Linked DNA regions of Homo sapiens: region 1 is linked to region 2. Evidence: chromatin loops called from intact Hi-C (ENCODE). Cell type or tissue: dorsolateral prefrontal cortex. All regions are shown on one strand. Links, peaks and the distances in the headings refer to the core of each region. The heading gives the core; the rest is flanking DNA. Region 1 overlaps ZBTB16 (zinc finger and BTB domain containing 16). Region 2 holds the start of ZBTB16 (zinc finger and BTB domain containing 16).

The links. Hi-C counts contacts between places; a loop is a spot of excess contacts. Peaks named below come from ENCODE experiments on the same cell type or tissue, not always from the same donor. Only the 100,000 strongest peaks of a DNase experiment are listed, where the experiment ranks them.
Region 1: a loop joins it to region 2, with 2.6 times the contacts of the local background. A loop is called at or near these places in 17 of 110 quality-filtered maps.

What each region holds. Positions count from the first base shown.
Region 1 is chr11:114,123,345-114,138,776 of GRCh38, reverse strand. The region is part of intron 2 of ZBTB16 (zinc finger and BTB domain containing 16); the gene reads right to left. Among named protein-coding and RNA genes, the nearest start is that of ZBTB16, 71 kb to the right of the region's middle. In dorsolateral prefrontal cortex, for the core only: a CTCF peak has its summit at 7,930; DNase peaks (open chromatin) are centred at 7,237 and 8,983; H3K4me3 peaks cover 2,772 bases; H3K27ac peaks cover 8,000 bases.
Region 2 is chr11:114,053,752-114,069,183 of GRCh38, reverse strand. It overlaps ZBTB16 (zinc finger and BTB domain containing 16), which reads right to left and starts at 9,473. Exons shown (of 7, transcript NM_006006.6): 1 at 9,302-9,473; 2 at 4,616-5,973. The coding sequence starts at 5,883. RefSeq lists a silencer at 9,623-9,917. In dorsolateral prefrontal cortex, for the core only: CTCF peaks have their summits at 9,532 and 9,785; DNase peaks (open chromatin) are centred at 8,533, 8,883, 9,603, 10,173 and 2 weaker places; H3K4me3 peaks cover 6,229 bases; H3K27ac peaks cover 7,083 bases.

The DNA.
Region 1 (15,432 bases), core at 3,335-11,334, 71 kb before region 2:
AGAGGTTGCAGTGATCCGAGATCGCACCACTGCACTCCAGCCTGGGCAACCGAGCAAGACTCTGTGTCAAATAAAAAATAAAAAATAATTTAAAAAAAAATTAAAAAAGAGGAAGGGAGAAAAGAGTGGTAGTTGACTCAAAACTCAACACAAACTTATTGCCTACTAAATGCAGGGCAGAGCATTAGCCACCACAGAGAGATTCAAAGAAACATAATACACAGGCAATGCCTTCAAGGAGCTTACAATTAAGTAGGGAATGCAAGACATATGTATGTAAAAGACTTTAAAACAGTGCACACTAATAATGTATGACAGGAATAAGGGAGATGCAAAACTTAGTGCTAGATGAAGAGGACTAAAAGTTTGGAATGTAGGCTCCAGGCAACCTAAGTAGAAAATAACCTCTTCTCTCCGTGAAGTTGATTGCCATCGGGGAACACCACAACCACCTCCAAAAACCTATGCCTCTGTCCTGCAGCTCTCACATCCTCTCCTGGCCTCCACTGCAAAATTCTACATCTACCAAGCTCGAAATATGAATAATATGAATGCTACCTGCTCCTCAGTCACATGGCCTGTTTTACTCTAAAATGGCAACCCCCGTAACTGTCATTTTGCATTAAACCCATGACTGGTCCTCCTGCCCTCCCTCACCACTTGCCTCTCTCTCCAGCTTGGGAACAGAGCCTGGCCGCTGGGGCTGCCAACAGGTCCCGTGCACCCTTTCATCCCACTCCATGACAGGCTCTGCCCCAAGGGCCCCACAGCCCACGCCTTGCTCCTTGCCTTCCTAAGAAGCTGCCAGCACAGCAACACCTGCCTGAGCGGTCCTCTCACCGATGCACAGCATGGGGCTGGCCACACTCATCACCAACATGCAGATGTGCACAGAGCAGTCAGGCAGCACCTTTCCCACCTCTGTCCTATTCCCTAGGGGAGGAAGGAGACTCCATCCAGGTCCCAGAAAGCCCCTTACTCCAGTGTGGACATTTCTCCATTGCCTTGCTACACTGTTTTCTCCAGAGAATCCATCCTATTCCCTCTGCCCAAAAAAAAGGGCATGGTCAACCTTAATGAAATAAACTGTAATAGAGTAGGCAGGTAACTTCATCTCCCTTCCAGAAGACACAATCTAATTCACACTCTAATTGTCTCGCTGGAAGCCTCCGGGCCTCTCTCCACAAGCGGGCTGGAAGGATTTGGAAGTGTCATGGCCTGGAACTCCTCAAGTCTAGTCATATAAATACTTAATTGCCACTGGAACATCCACATTGTGTCACTTTGGTATACCCAACCAGTGTGTGGCCAAGTTCCTTCTCTGGTGAGGCTGAGACACGGGAAGTGCCATTGGTGGCCTTTTCATCTTTCTCTTTCCACTTCCATTTCTTTCCCAAGACACTTCCATTTTGGAGAGCTCTTCCTCCTGAGAGCTAGGGAGAGGGCAGCGGTATGAGTGGGAAGACCAACGGCTTCTTTAACTGCTGTTGGCTGTGACCTTAATCACGACAATGAAGTTTAGTTTCTCTTTTGGTAGAGAGATGAGAATAGCAGACTTCAAATGGTAGAAAAGGGTCGGTCTCCTGAACAATGTACTCCAAAGGTCACTGCTGCATGCAGGAAACAAGAGAAGACACAGATGCAATGTCTGTTTCCATAATAGTTTAACCCTCTAAGAATCAGAGGGCTCAGAGAGCCTGGGAGGTCCCTGGGCCCTCTATGCATACAGGAATAAATGAATGTACTCAAGCATTCCAGACAGATCTCCCAGAATATTTTTAAAGACCTCCAGAAAAGAAATGCTATATAGAACCTGGGATCATTGTGGTGATCTTGGTGAGGCAGGAAAATGGGATAGGAAGTGTGAGTATAGGACATGTGACTAAGGAATGAGAGCTCAGTCATAAACCCCAGAGACAGCACGAGGTGACCTACAAGGGAGCTAATGCCCTGCAGTTAAAACTACACTTGAATCTTAAAAATAAAATGGAAGCCCCAAAGACAAAGTCATCCTCAGTAGAAATATTCTCAAGTTCTGTGACGAAGAGTAAAACCTCCCCCCAAAAAAACCCACCCCTTTTAGTAGGCAGTGATCTGCCCGATGATGACTTTCATTCATCTCTTGGTGGGGGCACACTGGAAAGCTCATCTCTGTAGCTACCACAACTCATCTACAGCCCTCAAACTGATAATAGAAGGTAAGAACCTCAGAACATTCCAAATGTTGCAATAGTAGGGGGAACAGCTCTCAGACTCTCACAAACTCTCTGTAAGATCTTGCATGAACCACTTATGCTCTCTAGGCCTCAGTTTCCCCATCTGTAAAATAAGATGCTCTTTCCTACTGACAGCCTGTGGACAGATCTGTGATCTATGAGCTCAAGAGTCCCTCCCTTATGTGCACAACATCTGGAGAGACTGAAGCCAGACTCTGTTTCCACAGTTGCTTTTGGGTGGCCCCCCATAGAGCACCCTCAGCCCCCAAACAGTGGGGGCTTTAACCTTTGCAAAATGCCGAGATAGTACTTGAAGGCTCATTTTTAACACTTCTAGGAGAATTCGCTTATTTTAAAAACTACACCCAGGTTGTTCACAAAAGGAAGACAAGTTACAAGAAGGACTCCAGCAAAGGAAGGTTGAGAAGGACATCAGCACCCCAGGCAACATTCCTGCTAGAGTCCAAGCCTAATGAATTCAATGGCATTCCATGCAACCCTCCTCCTTTACTCAGAGCCCTTGCCACGAGATTCCACACCGCAAAGGGAACTCACCGAAGAAAAGGAATCTCCCCCACAAGAAGGAAGTGAGGGGTACAGAGAAGATGTGGGAAAAAGGCAGATGTTCTTTCCTTTGAGCTGAATAGAAGCTAGGCTGAATAAGAGTCCATCCTCCCTGGCATTTCAGATAAAAAAGGACTTCTGCAAGTCACTTCCTGTTGCAAGAGCACCCGAGAACAGTAAAAGGATCAGCACTGGCTCCCATTTGCCCAAGGATGAGCCACTCAGATTTCTTCTGCCTCACTATATTAGTTCCCTTTTGTTGCCATAACAAATTACGATAAACTGAGTGGCTTAAAATGGCACAAATGTATCTTATAGTTCTGTAGGGAAGGAGTTCAAAATGGGTCTCGCTAGGCTAAAATCAAGGTGCTGGCAGGGCTTTGTGGCTTCTGGAGGGTCAAGGAGAGACTGTCCCCCTACCTTGTTCAGTGTCTAGAGGCTGCTCTCATTCCTGGGCCCATGGCTCACTCCTCCTCTGACTCTGACACTGACACTGACTCTTCTGCCTCCCTCTTCCACATTTAAAGACCGTTGAGGTTATGTTGGTTACAATGGACCCAGGTGGATAACCCAGCATAATTTCTCTATCTTAAACTCAGCTGGTAAATAGCCTTAAGTCATTCCTTTGCCATGTAATCTAACATACTCATGGGTTACAGAGACTAGGATGACATCTTTAGGGAGTCACTATTTTGTCTACCACACTCACAAATTGTACATCTTCAGGAGTGGGTGTTTCATTTCATCATGGCAGCCACAAGCTGCCATAAGGAGGTGGAGTGTCCCACGGAGGGACTCACAAGTCACCTTCCTAATACCCCAGGCACAGTATGCCAGGAATTTCTGGAGCACTGGAATGTATAGTTCCCCCCGGCATGATCCACTAGCTGTATCTGTCTCTGTGTGTGCACACATGGGTATACAGCTGTGTGATCTCAACCCCCAAGAGAAGGAACTACAGCCTATATGCATTCTTGCATCTTCCATGGGATCTGGCGCAACTCTGGAGTCTGAATGACTCAGTGAATACTGGTGGCTTATCTGATCCTAGGGCCAAATAATCCCAGAACCAGGGAATTGCTAAATCTTAGCTTTGGAATTAATCTGAAAGGTATTTATTTAAAAGAACACAGCAGTGTCTATCATACAATAGGCACTTAATTAAAGTTTTTCTCTCTTGCTTCTCTCTCTGGTTCCATTTCTTTTATCCATTTTCATTGTTTAAAAAAAATGACTTCACAGATGAGGAGGGTGAGTTAAAATATGAATAAGGACCAATAATGAAGCTTTTAGCACATTTGAGGATTTTCAGTTCTTCGAGCCTTACCTATCTCCCACCCATCAACTTCATGGTCATAGGAACCCTAAATTTTAACTGTGCTAATTACTTCAACTGTGCTAATTAATTTCAACTGTGTGGTCAGTCCTAAGTATAAAGGGCTATATCTAGTTTCTCCAGTAAGCCATTGGCTGACCCCATTCCCATTTATCAAAAATAATAACTAGCCCTTTCCTTACCCTCACATCTTAAGAGACAAATGAGCTTCTAAGCCTGTGATACCAAAAGCTCTCTATTCCCCACCTTGCCTTCTGCTACCACCAAGTTTGGATACCAAAAAGTACAAAAGAAAAAAGAAAGAAAGAAAGAAAAGGCCCAGTACGAAGCTGTCATGTGAAAATACAGCTCTGTTTGGCAGCAATGCAACCAGAGTTGGGAGATCAAACCAAAGCTGCCAGAGGTTTGCAAATCATTTTTTCCCTTTACCTACTTTGGCGCCAAGACAAACACCAGGGGCAGAGCAGAAGGCAAATGCAATGATGCTGGTGAGCTCGCAGAGTCCTACTAAATTAAGTGTGGAGCCCACATTCAGATTATGTTAAGCATTTTTCACAGCCCTGCCCATGCTAAGAAAAACTGTCACGATCCAGTGTTGAGACACAACCAGCTGTGCTCCCGTGCATCTCAGGAGCCACACTTCACACCTGCCAAGCTCTCCACTCTGGGCTTTTTGGGTACTGGTAAAAAGACGAGGCCACTGAGCCCACCTCCATGGGAGATGTCAACATTTCACTAGCCTGTGGGGGCCTCTAAGGAGATCCATGAGGGATAGCTGCCTGAGAAAGGTGTTCTTTGACACTGTAATCTGGCCATCAGCCTAGTCTGCGGTCCTGCTATAGTCGTAATAGGTCTCTGAGGACCATGGGGCCAACCCAGTGGAACACCTGTGCCACAATGCCCTTGGGCCACCAGGGGAGCAATTTCCATGGATGCTGACCTGCCAGGAGACCCATTTCCTCTACTTAAAGTCCCTGATCTAGTAAACCAGGGCCAAGACCACTGAGGCCCAATTTTCCTGCCTTATGCGTGGGGTCACTAAAGGGACCACAGGAAGAGGACCTGAGAGGGAAATCTTACCAGCCCGATGACTGCTCTGTGCCAGGGCTTCAGCCGAAGCTCAAGCCTTAAAATTTAAAAGCCCCTCAGGGGCCTGTTGGACCTCAAACTCACCTGTTGCTTTTTGAATTCCAAGATCAGAGTGAACTTTGGAGAGGTTGGGCCACCTCCACTCAGCGGCTAGTGGGCATGCAGGAAAGGGGCATGGCAGAAAAGGCAGATGGAGACCTTCAATGGAAGATCCAGTGGGCACTCTGCCAGCAGGCCCTGCTGGGGCTGACCAGCACCACAAGGTGCCAGGGGTGGGGCAGGGCTGGGGAGGAGCCAACGCCTCTGGTTTAGGGCATTCACTAGGATTGAAAACTGCACCCCCCACATTTTGTAAATGGACCCGTCCACCAAGAGAGTCTGGACACCTCAGCGAGGCAGGACACCAGTCAATTTTGTGAAGAAGGGAGTAGAGAGATGGACAGGCAGCAATTTTGATTTTGGCGAGATTTGGAAGGTTACCAGCACTGTGAGTAGCTGCACTATAAAAAGAGTCAGACACTAAGTATTTCCTTTCCCATAAAATATTCATTGCCGCATGGAAGAGCCAAGAAGCCGAAACCTCAAGCATTTCTAACTTTGTACTGCAGTAATAACAGAGTTTTATAGGAACCTTCTGATTGTACTTACACCAGGCTATAAATACACTTCTATCTCAGAGAAAGGAGGGGAGACACATCTAGACCCCCTCAGAGTCTATACTGTAACAAGAAAGACCCCAGGTACACCCACAACTCCATTTAGCATTTCGGCTAGCAAGCAGCAGATGGAGTAATCCGTGATAACAGCTCTTAAAGGAGTGCCTGCCGGGAGGCTCCGGCCCCTCTCATGAACAATGCTCGAGATGGACTCAAAACCTGGTTTATAAATGGTATTGCCGTTGCTTAACAATGGAACAATATCCAGAGCACTTTATATTTACTCAGCTCTTGGCAATTTACACAGGGCTTTCCCATCCCTTTATCCTGAAAACAAGCTTGCGAGGGGGCAGGATGGAGGCTCAGGGAGGGTAAGCAACTTGTCTAAGGTCACACAGCTAGAGGGCAGCGGAACTTCATCCCTCCGACTCTACCCCCAGGCCTCTGGTGCTACCATTGTCCCTACTGACAGACATTGTAAGGCAAAAGGCTAAAATAAAACTTGAGAGATGAAGTGTGTTTGGGCTGCATGGCTGCCCTTTGTGAGTGATTCAGAAAATCAATCAGTCTTGCAGGCATAGTTTTTTCCTTTTTAGTTTATATGAAATAATGAGCCCCTGCCAGAGGTTACCATGATAGGTAACCTGCACAAATAAATCAAGTATTGAATGGTGTATCTCTAACTACTCATATGCATTCACCAGACACACACAGACTTCATTTAACCCGTCTTGTACAGCATTCTAGACCTATACCTATACCTAATAGGTATAGGTTAACAAAATGATGTGTGACAGTTCCAGAACATTTGACATTAAAGTTTCATTTGAAATTAAGTTTAAAAGATTTTTTTTTTACTGTCATAAAGGAGGTCCTTCAGTCTTCCTAACTTCCGCCGCTCCCCCTTTCACACACACCCAGTTAGATTCTGCATAAGGCTTTTTTGGTATGTGAACTCATTGACTCCCAAGTATTTTCTCAAAGAAAGTCAAAGATACAGAGCATGCAAAATCTCCCCATTTTCCCCAAGATACATATATCATACCAAAACCAGACAGATTCTGCCGAAGACTCACTTAGAGCCATTCAAACCAATGAACATGTTTACACATTCTGAAAGCAGTTCTAAGTCTGTCATCGTCAGATTGTCTCTGACCCGCGGTAAGCAGAATAAACCCTGCATCATTAGAAAGTGCTACCGGAAGTCTCTGAGCATTTTAGTTTGAACTGCAATGAAAAAAAGGGGGGGAGCTATGTCCCCCCTCTCGGATTGTTTATTCTGCCTAGCTCAACTTAAAGCTAGTGTGGCCCTCATGGTTTTTAATGGCCCTAAATAACTGAATGAATTTGGGCATTCACTGGAGGGCCATCTGGGGACAGGCCTGCCTATCTGCAAACTGGCAGGCTTCCCTATTTGTTCTGTGGAACAATAAACGTCAATGAATTCGAAGTTTCAATTATTCAGAACGTTTCCAGCACCTGACCCTTAAAAAGAAAAAAACAGAGAAAACAAAAGATTTTATGTGCAAGAATTTAGTAAAAATTTTGGGACAAAAATTTTGAAAGGGTTTCTCAGCCTCAGCACTATTGGCATTTTGGACCAAATAATTCTTTGTAGTGGGGTGGGGGAGCAGGAGAAGGAGACTGTCCTGTTCACGATAGGAAATTCAGAAACAGCCCCAGCCTCTACCCACTACACATCAGTAAACAACCTCTTAGGTTGTGACAAGCAAACATGTCTCAGGCACTGCCAAATGTGCCCTGGAGGACGAAATTGTCCCCCATTGAGAACCACCATCAAAGGGTAAACATGAATCCAAGCTAGTTCTCCATCTCCTGTATGCCACTGTGCAATCACAAATGATAACCAAAATACCGGCCCTCGTGTGCTGCAAGATCATGAAACATCAAAGGATGCAATTACCTCACTACCTTCTACTTACAAAAGCAGGAAAATATCCTAGTCTGTTTTGCAAAGCATTTCAGCAGTGCTTGAACTAAAAGGATTTTCCAGTTAAGCCTCAGTTAGCCAGAAAATGTAATGAATTATCATCGCTCTATCCTGAATATTCCAGTTAACTGTTTCATTTTCTTTACATGCGCATACACACACATGCACAGTATCACCTTAAGCCACGCTTACTTAGCCTCATAAAGAAATTCAACTCTCAGCTGAAAGCATCTATTTTATTTAGGAGCAGTTGGGAGAGTGAATTGGGAAAGCAACTGCAGAGGAGATGAAATGAAGTTTTGATCACCTCACTGGATGCTGTCTTTTTGGTTGTCCAGAGCTCGCTAATAAAAGCCACTGCAAGCCTAGGGACTGCTGCCTACCCACATTCATAGCCAACCCATATACAAAGCTCATACATATTTGTAGATGCGTGTGCTCGCAAGCACACATGCCCATACACAGCCAGCCATCGATGCTGACACTTATGAATTATACACAGTCATGCCCTTGGGGCACAGCATCAGTCCTAGATTCACAAGTGCCACGTCTCAACTAACCTGAAATATGAAAGTGGAAGTGGCCAGGGAGAAGGCCACTCTCCAGCCAAGACCCTCCACCCTGCAGGGTGCACAAGGGCCTCCAACATGCCTTGAGAGTTTTTCAGCTCTCTCCAAAGACAATGCAGCTGGCGGAGTCCAGAGGGATACATTCCCTAAGGCTCTAGGCGGTCACCTGGATGATGCAGTCTTCTCAGGGATCAGGACACACCCTTGGGACATTTGCTGTTTACCCCCAGAAAGAGAGTGTGCCTTCAAAGCAAACAGGCCTCCCTCCCAAGCTAACAAGCAGAAACTTTTCGTAAGTGAAAGAAAAACAAAGCCTGCTCCTCCCTGGGCATCCTGTCTCTCTCTAGGACTATCATTAAGAGACACTTGATTTCCACACACACCTTGCTCGTCCAAGGAAATCAATATGAAAATCAATTCATCCACTGATATATTTTATCAAGATACATGTGGCAATGCCACATTTCATTTACGGTGCGGCACTCAGAGAAGCCAAGGTCACTGGATAGAAAGCGGGCCGCAGGAGAGAAGGAGGGGGGAGAAGCCCATATTCTGTGCTGGCTGCAAATAGAAAAATGAATGAAATAGGAACAGAGATAGAAAAGGGAGCCTAGGGATGCAACAATTACTGTATGTAGGAGGCGCAGCGTCATTGCGGCTTGCCAGCTTGTTTAAATGTGAAATAGTTGGTAGATTTAAAATGCTAACTATTTTTCTTCTGACCATGGCAAATGGAAAATGGTTTCACAAGCATGCCAGTCAGTAGAATATAAAATATTTCTGAGCAGGAAATGAAGAGGGAGGAAGAAGAAAAAGGGGCGGAGGGCAAGAGAGACCAGACAGAATCTGGCCAAGACAAAGAATGAAAGGGAATAGGCAGGTGGGCCAAGGGGCGCGTGCTGGGAGCCTGCGTAAGGCAGGAAGCAAATGGGCATTTCAACAAGCCTTGGGGAGGAAAATTATGATATCTGCATGGCTGCAAAGGGGCATCGTTTTAGTAAATTTGAAAGTGATTTGCCACACACGACACCATCCTACTCCAAGGGTTCTCTGCCGGCTCCGGTGGCTGCGCCACGGATCAAATGTACTCAGTAATTGCAGAGTCACTGCTACCCTCTCACCTCTAAACAGAGCAGATTAAAATAGCATGAACAGCTATAATAACAGGTTTGGGATTCAGCTTTTTACAGCCAGAAAAATGCTTATGGAAATAAGGATTTTGCTGACTATTTTCAAAGTGAAGCAAAGGAGAGAAAAGTAGCCACTGGAGCTGAAGACAAAATTGTACCTGGTGCCAAGTGGGTTCTGGGCTACCACACGCCCCCACCCACGCAGACCCAGATGAAAGTGGCCAAACAGATTCTGGGCACCTGAACGCACATGGGGAGCTGTGCTCTGCTCCCTCCCAACCCGCCACTGACACTGGGGCCTGTCTCTGTCCCTTTCCTTCTTGCTCCAGAGCTCAAGAGGTCCTGCAAACTCTATTTGGGGTCTTGGAGACTCTATCTCTCCCTGGTGTTTGCAGTAGCCGCCTCTGGGCTGCTTCAGTGCCCCAGGGCTTGGCAGGATAAATAGCACATCAGGGGCAGGTGACAGACGTGTGCCCACCTCTAGGGAAGGCACTAACTTAAAACCCTTCTAAACCACCCAGGCCTTCAATGGCCAGAACCCACAGCCAGACACCACTTGTCTCTGAGGACCTGAACTTCACTTTACAAGATTACAAGTCTCCTCCAAACACACCCAGGAACAACAAGCACAGCTAACCCTCATGAAGTGCTTACTGTGTGCCAGGTGCTAATAAGGGTTTTATTGGCTTCACCTCACTGCATCCCATAACACACCCTAGGAGCTAGTCGCAGTTTTTACCCGCCATTTCGCAGGTGAAAAAAACTAAAGGTCAGATGTTTAAGCAATTTGCCTAAGATCCTACAGCTAGAAGTGTTGGAGCTCGGATTCAAACCCCAGACTGTCTGACTCCAGAGTCTGAGATCTTCACTTCACCCCACTGTGCCCATGTGGCCACGGCCATGCAGAAGTAGTGGGTGGCTGTCGTATCCGGGAGGTGCTCCCGGGTGTTCAGGCTGGCAGAGAGCAGGTGCCTGGGCAAATGGATCCTGGTCATGCAGGGTCACTGCCCTTCCAAACCACCAACACCTTGGGATCCCCCCCAGGCTCTCCTAAGGAAGAGACATAGCTCTAGTGGCTTCTCGCCCATGGCTGCAATGGTGGACACACTGTGCTAAAGCCAGGGACCAGACGAGACTGAGTTCCCAGAGAGACAGAGATTTTCCAAAGTCTATCAAACTGAGCAAGAAAGGCTTAGATCCAGACAACTCCCAGCCCTATACCCTTCCCACTGAATCTTTCTTAACTTGCTGGGAGTCGCTAGCAATGGAGTCAGGAGGCTGGGGATGGAGGAAGGACTTCCTCTCAGTGCCAAGACTCTAGCCTTCCAAGGGGGAGACGGCACCAAGATTCTGCAGCTCCATCCCAAGACATGTGCTGAGCTTAGGTGCGCTGTCCAGGGCAAAAGGCTAATCACATGACCCAAAGCTCCTCTCCCGGACTGTGGAGGAAGCACATATGGCATCAGATGGGAATCAGAGTCTGCATAGCCATGTGCTAACAGTGGATGGAAGATTCAGGCTTCACCAGCAATGCAGTAGGCCCCTTTCTGAGTTCTTCTGACTCCCCAGCCCCTAAATAACCCCATTCTGAGGTCCCCTTTCTGATCCTTCCCTCCTCTAACTATTGACGCAATTCCTAGTCAAGAGCTCAAAATCAGGCACTGCCTCCTACCCATCCACAAGCACCTGAAAAGCAAAGTATTCTTAGCAACAGCAGAAGCAGCCATTTAACAGAGTGTGTATGTGTGTATGCATGCATGTGTGTGTGTGTACTGGGGTGGGGAGTGTGAGGGACATCAGACCATTACAGTGGTTCTCTAACTTTAGTGTACATTGGAATTATCTGAGGGGGCTTATTTAATACAGAGTTCTGCTCCCACTCCAGGAATTCTGATTCTGGCCCATCCGTGTGGGCTGAGGAATTTTCACACGCACACCATGGGAGTCCAATGCACGTGGCTCAGCAGGTCACTTTGAGAACCCTTGATCTGCAATGGAAGAGAAGAGACGTCTAGGCTGGGGATTCTCATGAGAGAAGCTGCACCAGGAGGGCACATCACACAGGAAAGGCTTTGAAAATGCATACGACCCCCTCCCACCATCACGCTGAGATGAAGGGGCTACACTGCTGTCACCAAGCTCTGTGATCCAGGGGAATAGTGGAGTTGGGGGGCAAGGGGGAACTGCAAGAGCCAGGGAGTGCTAACCCTGGGGTCCAAGGCTGGGTCCAGAAGCCAGCATTCCCTAACCTCTGCTCCAATGAAAGAAGAAAGGACAAGGTCCTGGCCTTCAAGATGCTTACAACCTGCTGCGGAGAAGAGACTATTACACCCAAAACAATCAAGGAACATGACAAGCTGATTTCAAAATAACCACAATTTCGTCAGGCAGAGACTCCATTCTAGAGTTGACTGGGAAGTGGAGAAATCAGGATGGCCCCTCGTAGGTCAAGGAGCTCACTGGGTCCTCAGGCCATGAGTGGCTTCTCTCCCAAGGTCATGTGACCTGGGCCTCTAGTTTCAGCCAAGGACACACAGGGTCTCCCTCCAGTTTGTGAAAGTCTCCAAGGAATAGACTTTCAGAACCTCGCTCAAGAGACAGTAATGTCTGACCATCCCTTCAACCTCTCACCTCACCAGTGTCACTGCAGCCGGATCCCTAACCCCATTCTTGATGAAGACAATGCCAGGGCCACTCTCAACAACAATACTCAGCTTCCTTAAAATGGATGTGAAGGGCCTCACTACCTTCTCTGTTTTAGACTACATCCACCCAGCTCTACCCAGGACCAACCCCAGAAGACCCAGTTGAACAGGCTGGCCCAGATCTATAGTCACCCACAGCCAGTACCACCTCAATAACTTGACATGTCCCAGAGGTGGGAATGAGGCCGGAATGGACAGCTGCCAGGAAAACTGCATGGATAATGAAACAGAGAGAAAGAGTTATTAAGGTTCCTATTTTATGGCTCCTTCTAGATCACATATTTCAATACAGAGCAGCAGATTCACCTCGTTTTAAGACCAGATGGGGCAGAGCTGGCATTAGACAAAAGCATTATCCACGCCTGGGCAAAAGAAATGGATTCCAATGAGAGATCACAGAAGCAAAAGTCTCAGTGCCAGAAAGATCCTAAAAATGGCAGAACCTATGGGGCACAGCTTGTTCCAACCTTTCCATCTAGGAGGACACATTTAACAGGAGCAGGAGGCTGTGGATATGACTGATGACTTGCTTCCCAATGTACTCCAGAACTCTCCTTTTACAAATAAGGACACATCACTCCAAGAGTTGGAGTGTGCAAACCCAGATCTGGCTCCAAAAGGCAGTGATATTTTCACCTCTTCAGGAGAAGGCTGCTTTGCTCCTTTTGTTCCCTCTGTTGCCTCTTCATGTGAAAAGAGATGCGTATTGTGGAGTGAACTTCCTTTATGGGGGTCAAGTAGGACCGTAAAAGACCTCCTCTAGCTGTCTGAAACGAAAAAGGTCTAAAGCAAGATGGCGCTCCTGCAACAAACAGCACCTGGACCCCCTCCAGCCAGCACCGCTTCTGCCCTAGAGGGAAAACCAAAGGAGGCCAGGAGGTCCGACTGATCTGGGGGAGGAGACTTGGAGGACACCTTTCACCTCCTACTTTCCTGCAACCATCTCCTCCTTGTGAAGGCAAGACAGGCCCCTTCTGCAGGCTCGATGAAAAAAAAAAAAGTCCTACAAGGAAAGACAAAAATGAAAACAAGAATGACATCATGTGGAATTTGTGTGGGAAACCTGTTGTCGGATAGTTAGATAACCTTGGGCACACTCCTCAACTCCATGGGCCACAGCTTTCTCACCTCTAACACACAAAAAGATAATACCACCTGTCTCCTACCTCAAAAGGCTGCTCTACGGTTACATAGATCAGGAAGGAAACCAGTGGGGCAAACTATTAAAAATCAGTAAACTCCAAATGGGTAAGGTGATATGGGTGCTCTCTGTATTATTCTTGAAACTTTTCTGTAAGCTTGAAATTATTTCATAAAAATAAAGCACATTCATTTCCCTAGAGGAGAGCTGAAATGGAGAGCAAATAAGGAATACTGTTAATTCTTTATAGATATCTTTGTACTGCCTCTCTTGTTAAAATGAGTGTGTGTTACTGACACTGCTGTCATTTTTTTTTTAACTCCAATAGAACTATAAAGGAAAACAGGCAGATGAGGAAGGTAAAGGATCTGGGATCTGTGGCTGACCCCGAGAAGAGGGTCAGGCCCAGTAACTATCTGCCTCCCTCCCACCCTTTAGCCCACTCCCTTTGTGCTGGGAGAGCAAGAGAGTGAGCATGACCATGCCTCCCCAAACACAGTGCAAGCTTCCTGAGGTCAAGAGACTGCTTCTCTTCTTGCTCATGAACTCTCCTCCTCCACAGCACCCTCGTGCTGCACTCCACACTCAGTGGTCATTCAATACCTGCGTCCAACTGACAATGAGAGCAAGTGAGAGGCTGGAACAGGTGTACCCTGCACAGTCATTAGAACGGAGAGATTTTCATCAGCCTGACTTGGCTTAACTGTCTCCTTCTGGTACATGAAGCTCAGGTTTCAGGGATATGGCCAAGAGATGCTGATTTGCCAGTGGCCGAAATGGTGAGGTCTTCTCAGTGCTATGGACCCAAAGGGTTAATGTTCAGTTGGTTTTTTTTGTTTTGTTTTTGTTTTTTTTTTTTTTTGGTTTTTTTTTTTGTTTTGTTTTTGCCTCTTCCCCCATCCCCTTTCCAAATGACTGGCCTTAATCCCAGAGCTTAGCAAGGCTGGAATTCCAGAACACCTCAATTCTGGACCTTGTTTGGTAGGGGGTTGGCGAAAGAGGTTCAGGGAGAGATGCTAAGAGAGAATAGAGGGTGGGAGAAGCATTTGGGGGTAAATCTGAGGACTCTGTTGCATGCTGTGGCCTTTTCAGTCATCATAGCCATGAACACATGGCCACCCAGAGCCCCTCTTCTTCTAATAACCCCTGGCATAAGCGCAGGTGACAGTGATGTATTAAAAAATAAAGAAGGCTGTTTGCTTCCATAAGTTACCCTGACCCCGCAATGAGGGCCTCGCATCACACTTACGGTGACTGCTAAATTGAGCAAACATGACACAGATGTCCTAAGAGTCACAAAGAGAATCAGGCTGGACTTCACTCCCCATTACCCCCGACCATCTCCGCAAAGCAGAGTGACCTTAAAAGCAGAATACATCTGCTGAAACCCTGTTGAAATTATTCATATGTTTTGATTCCTAATTCAGAAATAATAAGTGGTTCATGGGTTCCAAGTTTAAAAATATATTCATCATCTGGTCTCTGTTGCGGCACGTATCCCACTGGCACTGGAGGTGACACCACAAAAGGCTCCCGTAGCAGCCTGGCGCCCGTATATCCATTTAGCCACAGGTGACAGGGGTGGGTGGCTCCACTGCTCCTCTTTTCATTTTATTAAAACCCTATTTTAAGGCCACTGTCAAGAAGAGTGACTTAATTCCTTTGGAACATAGAGCTAAGAGACTGGCAAACTGTAAATCTGGCTCTTTCTTGACTGCTCCTCAGAAAGTACAAGAAATGGGAATTTAGACTCAATTTCAAATACCATGTGTAAACTGAGACACAGGGCAGCTCATTAGGAGTGTGTTCACAGCCAACAGGAACCCAAGGCCACCCTCAAACATTCCTTTTCCAGAAAGTCCTCTCTAATTACATACACACAGACAGACATGTGCATACATACATATATGTATATATATGCCTGTACATATGTGTATATATGCACACATCTCGTATATGGATACACACACGCACAGCAGGACTATTCACCCCAAGTGCAATGTGTTTGAGTTCGACAATGAGGTTTAGATTCTAATCTGGCACAGGACATTGTCTTGGCAGGGTATTCAGCCTTT
Region 2 (15,432 bases), core at 5,030-13,029:
AACCTGGGAGGCAGAGCTTGCAGTGAGCTGAGATCGCGCCACTGCACTCCAGCCTGGGAGACAGAGCGAGACTCCATCTCCAAAAACAAAAAGGAACCAGGCAAGAGTTGCGACGGTGTCTGTGCAGGACATCCACTGCAGCTGACCTAAGTGCTTGTCTGTATAAGATCCAGAAACCAGACCCCATTGTGCCTCTGCAGCACTAAATTCAGAAACACATAAAGACCAAGCTGCGTGAGCCATGGGAGACTAGGGACTATAAATGAGGACTATGTTCACACTTAAGTCTATAGAACTATACTGTTCCCTGCAATCTTATCGCATATGTACGTAACTCTGAGAATGATCAGGTGCTCCTGGCCTGGATGAGCTGGTTCCTAGACCATTTCCAGAGAAGCCTACATGCAGAACTGCTCCAGCCTTTTGGAATAAGAAAGGGAGGGCCCAGTGTTCCAGAATCCTGAGATGATCTTCCCCTCCCTCAGGCATTATCCTCTGTAATGTGGATGCACTGGTGAAGATTTGGGGGCCCAAAGCTTGCTCCTTCATCTGCCTGCAGAATACTGCTTATCTATCAGATCTTCCCACTGTTCTGACTTCCTTCTGGTTTGTTTAGGTAAGTCAGTCCCATTGGATGCCTTTGTCTGGTCTTCCCACCCATCCATGACTACACTTGACACTGCATCCCTTTTACAGCACGTCATTCCTGCAGTGGACGGCTTGTACATCTTGCTGTCCGCTGCAGGAAACAGGCTCTACAACTCCACTAAGTTTGATTCTCACTATCTGTTGAGCCAACAGCTTACCCTTCACTCCACACCAGCTTGGGATCAAATCATGGGGAAACTTACCGATGACATTCCATAATAAACTCCCTGCCTTCCTGCCTCACTTACCAGCAATCCGCCTTCATTTCCTCTCCATTCCCTTCTGCCCCCCCACCCCAAGAAGAAATGCAAGAAGGACTGCTGGGTATCTAGTCTTTACCAACACTCAGGCCTATTGACTTAAAAATAAAATAAAATAAACCCTGTAGCCTGTTATTTTATCACTGATATATTTCCAGTGAATGCCATGGCTTCCTGGCCTCAAAATCTCCCCTTCTGATTTTTTTTTTTTTTTTGTCTTGGCTTTTTGTTTGTACTGGTTATAGGGCTGTTGTTTTTTTTTTTCCACCATAGCATTTCTCAGACTGCTGATGGGTTGGGGGGAGACAGAGAACAGTAGAAAAAAGGGAATAGCACATTAATCCTGGAGTTTTGAGGGTGAGGGGGAGAAAAAAAGCCTTCTACAAAGTACATCTAGCTGGGACCCGAGGGGCTGTTGATCTGAGTGAGGGCTGAGCACACGCAGGATTATTTTCTCCCCTTTCTGATTTCTTTAGACCCCCAAGCTTCCCATCAAAGGCACTGCCCCTGGCTCTAACTTCTTGGGCTGCAGCTGCTGACTTTCCACCCTCAGTCAAAAGCACATTCTCGGCCCAGCAGGGTGGCACACACCTATAATCCCAGCACTATGGGAGGCCGAGACAGGTGGATCACTTAAGGCCAGGAGTTCCAGGCCAGCCTGACCAACATGGTGAAACCCCATCTCTACTAAAAATACAAAAATTAGTCGGGCATGGTGGTACACATCTGTAGTCCCAGCTGCTCAGGAGGCTGAGGCAGGAGAATCACTTGAACCCGGGAAGTAGAGGTTGCAGTGAGCCAAGATCATGCCACTGCACTGCAGCCTGGGCGACAGAGTAAGACTCTGCCTCAACAACAACAACAACAACAAAAGCACATTCTTCCTGTCAGCAGCCCACATGTGACACGGAGGATTCCAGGGCCAGTGTCTTGCTGTCATATGCTCACAAGGACAGGGACATTCTCTGCACCACCTCACAGTCAACACAACCCTCATGGAGGGTGGCACTGTGGACACTACACACTAGAACTCAGAGCCAATGAGGACCATGCAGAGATGAGGCCTAAACAACACAAGGGACAGATGGTCAGTTCTCCACCGCTGCGGTGACTATGTGCCCATCACAGCTCTAGTGATTTCTGGATCTTACTTCATTAATTCAGCACCAACCCTGTTGACCGTCTCCATTTTAAGAAGTGAGTGAAGGCCGGGCGGGGTGGCTCACAGCTGTAATCCCAGCACTTTGGGAGGCCGAGGTGGATGGATCGCAAGGTCAAGAGATCGAGACCATTCTGGCCAACATGGTGAAACCCTGTCTCTACTAAAAATACAAAAAATTAGCTGGGCGGGGTGACAGGTGCCTGTAGTCCCAGCTACTCAGGAGGCTGAGGCAGGAGAATCGCTTGAACCCGGGAGGTGGAGACTGCAGTGAGCTGAGATCACGCCATTGCACTCCAGCCCGGTGACAGAGCGAGACTCCGTCTCAAAAAAAAAAAAAAAAAAAAATGTAGTGAGTGAAACAAGGCCCAGAAAGGTTAAATAAGTATCACAGGCTCTCACCACTAAATATGGCCAATTCCAATACCCAGGCTCTTTCGAATATAACATGGCCAACTCTCCCTCTCTCCCCAGAGGAATGAGGGTCTTGCTGAAGGGGAACTTGGAAGTCTCAGGAGAGTGGTATCTTTTGTGGCCCTCTCGGGTAAAGAAAAGCAACCAGGAACCAGGACCTGATGAGAGCCAGAAAAACAATTACTTCCCACCATACCCAGTTCTCATAGCACACAGCCGAAATAATTCACATCCGGAAAGATGATACATCTATCTGGTCAACTTTGGGGAGCGGGTTTCCTCTTTAGGAAAGTTTGAGCAAAAACAAACACAACCTCAGTCTATTTCTGAGCGGTACAAGCATCAAGAAGACACACCTTAGTGGCGGTTATTTTTCGCACCCACTGGAAAAAGTCGGCTACGTTTAGCTCTGCCACACTTTCCACAAGTTAAGCCTCTGAGCTGTCGAGGAGGCAGGGTCAGAGCAGATTCCGGCTAGGGGTGATGAGATCAACTTCCAGATATCCCCACCCCAACCCCTCTCACTCACATCCCCCGTACCTGAACGAGCAACAGGGGAATGGGGGTGAAGGGGGAGGAAGTGGAGAATCCACCCAAGATCAGCAAAACAGCAGACCACAGGGTATGCAGCCAAATGCTGTCGTCAATGACAACAGAAAGCTGGATTTCTTGACTCCATTCATCTGACCCAGAAACTAGAGGATAAAATGATGGGCACGTGGTTTATGACAGAAGCAAGGAAAAAAAAAACAAACTCGCTACTTATCCCCCCTGTTATTTACTCCACTTCCTATAAGCAATCTTCAAAACGCTCTGTTCCATAGACATGATCCTCTTCAAGTCTAAGTGACTCCAAGAGGCAGCAAAGTACCAGGGGGTAAGGACCTAAATTTGAATCCAGCTCTGCCTCTTACTATCTATGTGACCCTAGAAAAGAGACTTGACATCTGAGCCTTAGTATTGTTCCATGTAAAAGAAGGACATTACCAGCTGGACACGGTGGCTCATACCTGTAATCCAGCACTTTGGGAGGCCGAAGCAGGCCGATCACCTGAGGTCGGGAGTTCGAGACCATCCTGACCAACACGGTGAAAGCCCGTCTCTACTAAAAATTCAAAATTAGCCAGGTATGGTGGTGCGTGCCTGTAATCCGAGCTACTCGGGAGGCTGAGGCAGGAGAATCACCTTAACCCGGGATGCAGAGGTTGCGGTGAGCAGAGATCACACCATTGCACTCCAGCCTGGGCAAGGAGAGCGAAACTTCACATCCAAAAAAAAAAGAAGGACATTACCTATCTCAAAGGGCTGTTGTAATGAAAATGCAACTCATGGAAAGTGCTTAGTACTGAACCAAACATGTCATAAGAGCTCAATGAATGGTTATTTCATAGAGAAGGAAACGGAAGCCGGAGGGAAGCCAATGCTAGCCTGAAGCGGCATTTAGTTCAGTGTGAGCAGAGATGGGATAAGAATGAGACTTCACAGGCTGCAAGACCAAGACTCTTATACCCATCCTTTCCCCTTGCATTTAAATCAATTCCCCCTAAATGCATGTGCAGGATCAGAGAATGAGAAGGGAGACAGAGCAAGGAGATTAACTTTCACCAGGAATAAGGTTCAGAACCTGCAGCTGCTCTTGTGGCTTAAGCAGCCCCCAGACCCTCCCATTCTCCCAAGCTGCAGAAAGGGACAGGCTGTCTTCACAGGGACCACTGCATGGGAACCCGAGGACCTGAAACCTAGTAACATGGTCAGATGCAGGGCCCAAGAGACCCTCATCCCACTCCTTTTCTCCTTCTCTCCATTTTATCAGTCACTCCAAGCAAAGGAGAACAGACCAAACAGCCGAAAAAACAAACAGGGGCCCAAAAGCAAAAAACAAAGGGAAGGGCCTATTAAGAAGCTGCGCCCATGAGTGTCCCCTGGTGCTTTTTGGAAAGATCCTAGGCCCCCTCACTACACTTTAAAAAACCTGCTCCCCTCCCCGCCAGAACTTTAGAAGAAGTGTTCTGGTTTTTTCACAAATTGCCAAGACAGGGGAGCCAGGCCCCTAACTTGGGAGCAGCCAGGGTGTGAAGGAGGGGTGTGAGGGCCTCAAGTCCTACATCAGGTGCGGGGCTGGAGCGGGGCCTACCTGTGCTGCTCCACAGCCTCGTTATCAGGAAGCTCGACCCCACACACGCTGCACTGCTCTCCGATGGTCCGGCTCTCTGACTTCATGCCCACAGCCAGCTCCCCCAGCTTGCTGAACAGCTCCCTCTGGATGAAGCCCTGGGGCAGCAGCCCCCCATAGGTGCTGAAGTCCATGGAGACAGCCAGGGCAGGCTGCACGTGGAGGCCAGAGGTCACGGAAGACGGCATGCTCAATACAGCGTCAGCCTTGTGGTTGGGCAACACGGAGTAGATGCCCAGATGCTTCTCAGGCGGGGGTGCTGGGTGCTCAGGTCGGCCAGTGGGGGCCTGGCCAGCCTCAGCTGGGGGTGGCACCTGCTCGGCACTCTCCTCTCGCCCATAGTGTAGCTCCCTAGCACTGGTGATGACGCTGCTTCGAGTCGGGGTCCCAGGCCCCTCTTTGCCTCTTTCCTCAACCTTGTCCCCCATCCCTCCTGAGATGCTGGACTCGGCTGCCCCAGGGCTGTCCTGGCTGGGCACCTCATCCACCTGCATCATCTCCGTCTTCACCTCAGCCACCCCAGGGTGCCGCCCACCCCCAGCCAGAGTTGGCTCCTCGGGCCCTGCAGGTGGCTGAAGAGTTCCCTGCAGGAGAGACTGTCCTATGGTCATCAAACTGTCCACTGCAGCCTTGGTGGGACTCATGGCTGAAAGACCAAATGAAGTGGAGACTGAAGGGCTCTGGTCCACCATGGGCCCAGGGAGGCTCTGTCCAGCCACACTGGCATACCCACTCTCCTCGCTGGAATGCTTCGAGATGAAGATGTTCTTGAGGTACCGAGCCTTGCGGTCCTCTTCTTCCTCGGCCCCGCCATCGGCCATGGTGGCCTCCGTGTCATTGTCGTCTGAGGCCTGGATGGTCTCCAGCATCTTCAGGCACTGTTCCTCCAGGTACTCGATCTCCAGGATCTCGGCCGCATACAGCAGGTCATCCAGGTCCTCCGCCTTGGCTTGCAGCGTGGCTGTATATGCATACTCCAGAATCTGCTGGAAGGTCTTTGGCGAGAGGAAGTCCAAAGTATAGTGTTGACTATTGCGGTGGAAGAGGATCTCAAACATCTTGCTGGTGCAGGCCAGCACCGTCCGGTGGGCGTGGAACTCCTGGCTGTCCACCATGATGACCACATCGCACAAAGTCCCGGCCAGCCGCATCTGGTTGGCCTTGCACAGTAGCCCCGTGGGGTGGCTAGGGTTCTGCAGCTGGATCATGCCCATTTTTGTCAGATCCATGGTGCTCCCCTCGGCTCAGGCATGAGGCTTTCTTTCCTTCTGGGCTCTGCGTGGCGGGGCTGGGTGGGCTTCCTGGGCCAATAGAGGAGGCTAGGAGAAAGAAGAGGGGAAGAAGCAAAAGAGATGAGAGAACAAAAGACAAATTCATCAGTGTCCCTAAAAGTAAGAATTCAACCACTACAACATGCCCCCTCCTCCCTGTTGCCAAGCCCTTAGCAAGAGGATCTTAGAGATTTTAATTGAAGTAGCTTCCTAGAAATCTACAAATCTGCCTTTCAAGCCAGGGATGCTGAGAGTAAAAAGAAGGTTCTGCCACAGCAGATGCCTAATTCACTACTCTATGACATCTGTTAGATGAAGTGAAATGAAAATTGTAGTGAAGTCCTATAAGTCCTCAGCTTTCTCTGTGTCTGAGAGTAGGGGCTCCCTAGGCAAGGCCAACATTCATTATGATGAAGTGCACTTACTTAAAATTAGCAAGACTTTAGCCCCTTCCTTGTCAGCTTCACGCCAGCCCCCTGGATGTCAAGCCTTATCTTTAAACAGTTTTTCCAAACTCTGCCTCACTACAGGAGCCCCAGAAGCAGAGTCAAACTCATTGGAGGCCAGGAGCCTGTAGCCATGGCCACAGAAATCTATGGACACTGGGCTCTCCTCCGCAAAGGCTATCCTCTCACCATCAGCCTTGGCCTCTGGCCTTCTACTGTTCTCAGGGCTGCAAAGCACTGGCAGACCCAAGGCCTGTCCCCATCCCTAGGTACTAACAGGAACACACACAACCCACACACTAACTTGGGTCATTTCTACCCACGGAAGCCTCAAAGTTATTGTATGTATAATATAAAATCTGAACTGTGTGTATGTACACCAGCCAGAGACAGACAGAAAGAGTGTGTGGGGCAGGGCGCGGTGGCTCACGCCTCTAATCCCAGCACTTTGGGAGGCCCAGGCAGGCGGATCACCTGAGGTCGGGAGTTCGAGACCAGCCTGACCAACATGGAGAAGCCCCGTCTCTACAAAAAATACAAAATTAGCCAGGCGCGGTGGCACCCGCCTGTAATCCCAGCTACTCGGGAGGCTGAGGCAGGAGAATCACTTGAAACCGGGAGGCGGAGGTTGCCGTGAGCCGAGATTGTGCCACTGCACTCCAGCCTGGGCAACAGGAGCAAAACTCCGTCTCAGAAAAAAAAAAAAAAGTGTGTGTGTGTTTACACACACACACTTACGTAAGGTGTCGTACCTACCCTCCTGCCCACAACTGCCCGGTGGACAGGAGGATCTAAAAAACGAAGAAGGATGGGTCATTAAGGTATGGAGAGAGACCATAGTTAAATATGGTCCCCTACAGCCAGGAGTGCTCATGCTGGGCTGGGTGTGTGAACTCCACGTGTGTCCCACAGGCTCCAAGGAGTCTGCAAGTCCTGTGACCAGGGGCAGCAAGGGATGCTGGACATGGCTCAGAGGCGCTGGAAGTGATATTGGCACCAGCACCTGTGGTGTGAGTTACAACCAGTACGAAGGGAAGACAGGGCTGGGAAACAAAGGCCTCTCCCAGAGCCTGTTCGGGATCAATAAGAGGGCTCCTAGACTCCAAACCTCGCTTACAGGAGTGTTAGAAAGACCGCGCAGGCCCAGGACCCTCCCCGTGTCTGTCTTACAGCGACCAATATTGCAGTGAATGCACTGAGAGCAAGGAACAGCAAGGTCTCTCCCTCACTCTTCGAACACTGCTTGCTTGCCTCCACCCCCAGAAGGAGCTCTATCAGTTCAGGAGCCACCAAGCTCACGCAGAAAGGATTCACAGGACGGCTGGTCAAGACATTTTTGCTGCCCGCCCCGGGGTGGGGACGGAGGCCGTCAAGGTTGGGATGAGCATTCAGCCGAGCCGAGCCACCGCGTGCTTTCCCGCAGACATCGGGGTTTCTGAGAACTAGGAGGGAACAGCCAAAAGAATGGAAGCTTGGCGCCCTGAAACAAGCCTTTTGGGTCCTGAGGGAAATCTGGGCGCCCACGGGCAGCCGTCTCCCCCACCCGCCGCTCGGCGCCCGCGATCCGGCTGGCGCTGGCTGCAGCGTCCAGCCAGGCGGCGCGGGGAAGAGCCGGCGATAACCCGCCCGAGCTCCGGGGATCGACCGCGCTCTCACACCCCCCCAGTTCCCAGCGACCCCCACCGAGACTTGGAGACGACTTCAGCAAACTTGGGGAAGCAACTTTTCCCGAGGAGCTAGACTCCTGAAAGAAGGAGAGCTGAGCTAGGGACGAGGGAAAGCGAAAGAGACGGGGAGGAACGGCGACAGTCCGGGCGGGCTGGACTCCGCGGCGAGAGCGGCAGGGGAGGCGGACCCGCCCCGCGGCGAAGGGGAAGCACAAAAGCCCCGCAGCGAGTTGTGGGAGGAAAGGCGAGAAGGGGTCTGCCCGCCCTCCCTCTCCGACCCAGGGCCGTGACCCCCTGGGAGCGACCGGCTGGGTCCCAGGCCTCTGGCCAGCGGCGCCAGCGGCCAGCGCGCCCGGCCCAAGCACGGTGCGAGCGTCTCGGGGAGGCGGCGAGCGAGTCGGTGCGGAGCGCTCCGTGCGTCCGGGTGGTTCCGCGGGCCGGCGGGACCGTGCGCATTTCAAGCGCGTGCGGGAGTGTGCGAGGCGCTGTGCGAGCTAGCGGCGGGCGCGCCAGGGTGGGAAAGGCATCCCGAACGCATCAGGTGCAGAGACCGGCACCCACCGAGAGCGGCCGGGAGCGCACGGCGAGCTCCGGTGTCACCGCCGGTCCCGCCGAGAGCCGAGGAGGGCCCGCAGCGCTGCAGACCCTCTGGAGCTTCCCTCCCTCCCCTGCAAAAGGGGGGTGGGGATCAAGTCCAATCAAGAAAAAGCCCACCACGTTTTCTCAAAGAGAAACAAAACGTAAGCAGTCCCAGTCCTGCTCCCCTCCGCCCCCAGATCTACTCGTCAGCTCCTCCGATTCTAGCTTCCCAGCCGGCCGGCGAATAAACACACAAATAAATAAACCACAACCTTATCTTGCGCCCGCGCACCGGTCCGCATACATAAGAGCACCCACGGGCTCTGTTGCTCCGCCAGCCCCTGGCGGTACAAAGCCTCCGGATCCCCGACCCCTCTGCTCACGCCCTCAGCCCCCGCACACCGCTACGCCCCCCACCTCTCACCCCGACCGTGCCCTGAAGAGGAAGGGCTGGGGAGGCAGCTGCGCCCAGGCTGACAGCCGGGGCTCCCCCTTCTAGCCGACCCCCAACCGGTGGCGGCGACGGCTGCAGCGGCAGGAAGGGAACACGCCAAATAAAAAAGGCACAAGCCCAGCGGCCGAGTGGCCGAAGCGAGCGCGCGCCCCCCAGACCTCTCCAGCCCCGGGAAGCCCCGGCGCGCGGCGCTCGCTGGGCGGTGCGCCTCTTCCCGGCCCCTCACTCACCGCAGCCGAGCCGGGCACTGTGGGGTGGGTGTGCGTGCCTGTCGGGGGGTGTGTGCCTGTGTCGGGGAGGGGTGTTGCTGGGGAACTGTTGCTCTCCGTATCACGGCGGCAGCGACAGCATCGCCCGGCAGTTCGCAGTACCCGCTCTCATCGCCCTCAACTCCTCTCTGCTGCGAGGTTAGCAAATCACCACCGGCTGCTGCGCCTCCGCCGCGTCCCACGTCAACGCCGAGCCCCCTCCCCTGCAAGGCCCCGGCGCCTCTCCATCTTTAGTGCTGGCGGCCGAGCCCGGCTCCCTGCCCACAGCTGCCCCCCTTCCCTCCCCCCTCCCGCGCCGTCCCCGGGCTCAGCCCGCCCACCACCCCGCACTGGCCGAGCCCGCGCGCGCTCCCCGCCCCACCCCTCCTTTCCCCTCCCCTCCCTTCCCCTCCCTTCCCCGCGCTCCGCGCTCCGGGCTTCGCCTGACATCTAGCTGCTGCTGGGGCGCCGGCGGCCGCCTCTCACCGGCCGAGCGGAGAGGAAGGAAGGAGCCAGAGGACAGGAGTGCATGGGGACTCAGAATCCTTAATAGGGGAACTGAGGGTGAAGGGCGCGCAGCAGCCCCCACCTACTCCCAAGATTTTAATTTGCACTGGATACGGGTTTTGTCCCCCCCTCCCCGCACCCCGGTGCTCAAGCACGCAGTTTTGTCTCCTCTTCCAATGTTTGCCCCAATTCAGTGCGTGTCATCTCGCCTTTAACTTTTTTCTCATGGCTCGGGGCTGCAGTCCCCCTGACATCTGTTTTAAAAGGCCGCTTTCCTAGCCCAAACCCGGCCCTCTCATCCTCCTGGTTACTGCGCGCCTCCCGGCTTGAGCATCCGGATTTCAATAAGTCTCCCGAGGCAGAGTTCGCGGGCGCTAGTGAACCAGGTGCCAGAAGGTCCGCGGGGATCTATTGTCGAAGCGAGACACCCGTTTTTAGCTGTCGCGATTGCTGGAGGCCAAGGTCGAGTCCTGGGAGAAACTTTTCTCTCTCCCAAACCTTGGACAGCCTCTCGGCTCTGCCCTCATCCTACCCCCCCGCCCCCCAGCAATCTGGGTGGAAACAGTTCCCGAGAACTGCGCCCAGCTCAGTGCACAGTCTTCAGGGGGCAGGGGGAAGCTTGGACAACCTCTGGGCCCCTCAAAAGTGTGTCCTCCTTCAGCTGGCCGCCCTACTTCAGAGGGTAGAGCAGCCAAAGAAAATGTACTCTTCCTCTGACTGCAGAAAGCTGCCCTCTCCCCTTTTCCCTGGAGCTGAGCGAAGGTAGGGTGCCAGAGGCGGGAAGCGCTCTTCGGGCACGGGCTGTGGATTCTGACCGAAGCCCAGGAGGTTGGGGTGGGAGGTGGGGGTGGCCGAGAGCGCCATCCAGGGTTCTCAGGCCAGTCAGCCCTCGAGGTCACGCGGTTTTAGCAATGCGGAGCTTATGTCACCAAGGCCTGAGTCTGCATGTTCTGTCCGTGACTCACGGGTGGGCCAGAGGTTTTCCGCAGGACTCACCTAGAATCACACCTCCATGCGTGCCTCTGGCACTGCCCCAGACCCAGTCCCATGAACTGTAGGGTCATGGAAGGTGGCAGAAATCTGTATCTGTTCGCTGAAGGCCAGGCGGTAGAGTTTACACATCGGAACTGATCCGGGTTCACAAGAGCCGCTCATGAGGCAGCCCCAAAGACGGGTCATTCCATCCCAGCAAGAGCCACTCCTGACTCTTAAGAGCAGGGAAAGCTCAGCCCAGCAGGAGTCTGCGGAGAGAGCTGGGCAGGGGAACACACTTGAGTGAAGGAAGGGCTCCTCTGATAGCACGGGATACAACCACATCAAACCCAGGGCAAGCGGAGGGGAAGCCCAGTCCCTGGGTATTCATTTCATTAACAATAAAGAGCAATCCCATTTAGAGACTACCTGTTTTTCTAACTAAGGTCTATACACCCTGTTAGAGGAAAGGGATTTAAAGAAAGTTAGGAAAGAACTGGGCTGCAAGGAGAGCAAGAGTGGAGGGATGTAAGGAGAGGAGAAAAGACCCTCCTGGTGCCTCACCAGGGAAACAGAAGAAAGAATCACTACACTTGTTGAGCTTCTGCCTAGATAGTGCCTGCTGGAGGTTTCCGCTTTGCTGTCCACATCCACCTACCAGCCTCTCCTCAGTGCAGTAGCAGGAGAAGCACACAATTAACCCCTGATCCTAATCTCCTATTAATCCTCAAATCAGAGAAAGAGAGAATCTCTGGAAACAATGGGAGAGAAAGCACAATCCTCTATGGCCCTGGCCTCCCCACCCCCGTGCCATATTCACTCTATGTGAAAATCTCCCTTGCTTCATAAACGCTGCCCATTAAAAGCCCAGCCCTTGTTAGTAAGTGTTAAAGAGAGATTAATGCCTGAATTTAAGAGGTGGAGAAGGTAACAAAAAGGAAGAAGGCAGGCGAGGCTGTGGGCTGAATGCCAGCATTGGGCTCCAAGCATTTCCACTTAGCGCTGAAGGCTGGCTGCACAGCAGTTTGATAAGGTTTATTGGGCCCAGATAAAGCAGCAGCAGCTCCCCCACCAAAACTGGCACCATTTATAGCCAGAGCTATGTCCTTGGGTCCTGGGAAGGCTGATGAGAATCCTCAGTTCAGAGATTTCATATGGCAGCACCTAAAAACAAGCAGGATGGAAAATTACAAGAGAATACTCAATCTCTCTCGCGCGCACATGCCCGCTCTCTTTCTGTCTCTCTCATGTTCGTGTATTTAGAGTGATTTTTCTTTTACATTTTTTCTTGAAGCGTCTTTTAAGGGAAACCTGGGTATCAGTTCTAAAAATACAGGAGATCTCAATCTTAGGGGGAGATCATGCTAGAGACAGAGGAATAGATGAGCTGGCCTTTGCATGGAATTCCATTGCTAAATCTTACTCCCTCATCTCCCTCTTTACCCATGTACCTCCCACCACTGGCAGCCTTTCAGAGCTCAGTTAGTGGAACAGGAGGGTATAGCAGTTCTAAGAGATCATACAGGAAGGAGACAGCGAAAATAATAACTCATTCTGAGCACTGACTACGAAACTCAACACATTACCTATGTTGTTTTATTTAATCCACATAACAATCCTATTAATGCAGGTGCTATTATTTTCCCAATTTCTGTGGACATGAAAACTGAGGTTCAGAGAGATTAAGTGCCTTACTGCAGACTGTAGATCTATTAAACATCAGAGCTGAAACTTTAAATCAGACCATTCTGACTGCAAAGCTCATGCTCTTAACTTCTAGATTATGTAGCCTCTAGTGAAATAGATGAAGGAAGCAAGGGCTTTTAATTTTCCTTCTTCTCTTACTCTGCTGAGGCCAAGATCTGTGCAGCAGCCAGCCAAGCTGAGGACCAAATGGTTCTCAGCTTGGTCACCAGGTAAAGAGACTTAGATCCCCCAGGATCTTACACTTTTCCTCCTCCCTCAGAATCTCAGGCAGAAATTGGGGAGGGGGCTTTGAATTACAAAAAAAAACTTCAACTAAAGAGATAGGAAGAAGAATACAGTGGTGTTTTGAGTATCTGAGTATGAATGGAATGTTGCAACTCTTTAAGTTCCAACTCTTAATTTGGAACATATATTTAATTTTTTTATTTCAAAGTAAACTTTTCTATCGTGATTAAAAAAATCAAAGATCCCTACCTTTTGGGGAGAAGATGCCACTTTGCATTTCCCCAAAAACTTGTGATGAGTGGAAAATGAAGCATGTTCAGGGAGAGATGCAGGTAGTGACGCCCCTGAGTAGAGGAAAAGTATTCTCTGCAGTTGAGAACTCCAGATTGCCACTGGGGAACGTACCAGGGCATCAGACCTTTACCCTGCCAGGGACTGTTAGGGGAAGACACCGCAAGCCTATTGTGTCCATTTCTGGAGTCAAAAAATCTTACAGTCTTACAGTCCTTCAGATCATCATTCCAGACATCTACTATAGAGCTGTAGGTGATGTCAACAATTGGGCAGAGTAGGCTGGGCGCAGTGGCTCATGCCTGTACTCCCAGCACTTTAGGAGGCCGAGGCAGGCGGATCACTTGAGGTCAGGAGTTTGAGACCAGCCTGGCCAACATGGTGAAACCCTATCTCTACTAAAAATACAAAAATTAGCCAGGCGTGGTGGCACGTGCCTGTAATACCAGCTACTTAGGGGGCTGAGGCGGGAGAATCGCTTGAACCTGGGAGGTGGTGGCTGCAGTGAGCTGAGATTGCACCACTGCCCTCCAGCCTGGGTGACAGAACAAGATCTCATTTCAAAAAAAAAAAAAAATTAGGCAGAGTGGAATTTACTCCTGCATATGTTGACATTTTGTTTTTGTTTTTAAATTTTAATTCTTTTACATTATGTCCTTAGATGCCCCCTCCAAAAAGCAGAGGGGGAAAGAATCAGGTGATGTATGCATTCCGGTTAGTTGAGGCTCAGCAAACCAAATAAGACAGCTTCTTTGATTAGTGATTGCCATCATCCCTCATCCCCCACCCCACCACTACCACCACCATCACCGCCCCAACCAACAGAGACCTGGTTAGTGGTGTTTACAAACTTGAGTTTCTCTCCCAGGTGCCAAGTATGCCCTTCCCTCATCTGTAGAGTAGAGAGTGACTTTTCAAAAGGGTAGGAGGAGGGATTTTTTTTTTTTAGCTCCTGAGGCCTTGGGTCACTGTGACCCCAAGATCTTCGTGATTAAGGAAGAAAAAGCTTTTTCTTCTCTCTCTGTCTCTTTCCCCAGCATATTGCAAATGGTGTTGGGACCTAATGTTGTCAACTCAGATAGCAAATCTGAGTTGTTATTAGTGCAAAGATGCCCTAAGGGGGTAGGCACTGAGGATGAGATCTGCAACGAATGTTATGGGGAAGTGTGTTTATAATTATAATGGGATTTAATGTACACTGGGACCAGATGATGGCAGCCATTTAAAAAAGAGATGCTTAATAAGAGAGGTCCCTTAATGACAGGCAGCAGGGCTCAGGATATTATGGAAGAAGCACGGTGTTTCACTGGGTGTCACAAACCATGTGCCAGGTTTTATGGGGTTCCTAACAAAGCTTTGGGATGAAGCATAGCAACCATTGACCGCTGTCAGCTATCGGGCATGATATTTGAATATTGTCTTTGAGAGGGGCATACGCACTTAGAGGAAGGCATTTTCTCCCTTTCAGATACACATACTCACCTAAGCACGGACACACAGGCTCTAGGCCAACATTGAATAGTTTTTGGTGTTTCTGGGAATCTGCTTTGTTCTGCAAAAGCTAGCCTCAATTTCAAAACTAAAATTTCATCACTAGGGAAGGGTGCATTTTCCATATCGTGTGCATGAAATGAAGCAGCATGAGTCCTATTATGGGTAATAGGAGTCCCACAGATGAATCCCCAGACACCATGCTGAAAATTAACCCCAAGTCCTCATGGGGAGACATGGGCTTTTTTAACAGTTTGCTGTTTCTTTGTTGGGGGGCCAGGAAGAGGGGATAGGTAACAGTTTCTTATGCTGTTTAATAGCGGACTGCTTAACTTTTGAGTTAACATTATGGATTTCAATCCACGGCAGCTATTTTATAACAGGAGTGTTATAGTAATGGACAAAGCCATGCAAAAGGAAAACCATGCTCCTTAGAGGTGCCACCATAGTCCAGAAATACAACTCCACGTCCTCTACCAAGTTTATTATTTTTTTTTCTCTCTCTCTCTCCTGATGTGAAAGAAGCATATGAAAACCTCATTCATCGAATACAGGCCTCAACCATAGTTACTGTGTTGGCTGTTCACAAAACATGATATTGCCAGACTTAGGGTCCTTAAAGCAGAATATTCCATTTATCCTGACAGGGAGAAAACGCAAGGGGTAAGCAAACACTCACCTTCCAGTCACGTACTCTCAGACACTGAGTTTCTGGAGAAGCCTCTTTTCAAATAGCAGTGGTATGTCAGGGGCACACAAGCCATAAGAAGAAACTATTTTACTTGATAACAGGTAATTTATGCCAATCATATTAAAATTATAGCAAGACAAATGCTCGTATCTTGTGGAGTGGAATTGCAAATTTGTGTGGATTTGTAAGATGAAATGAAAGACGTCTTTGGAGTTCTCCCTTGAGAAAA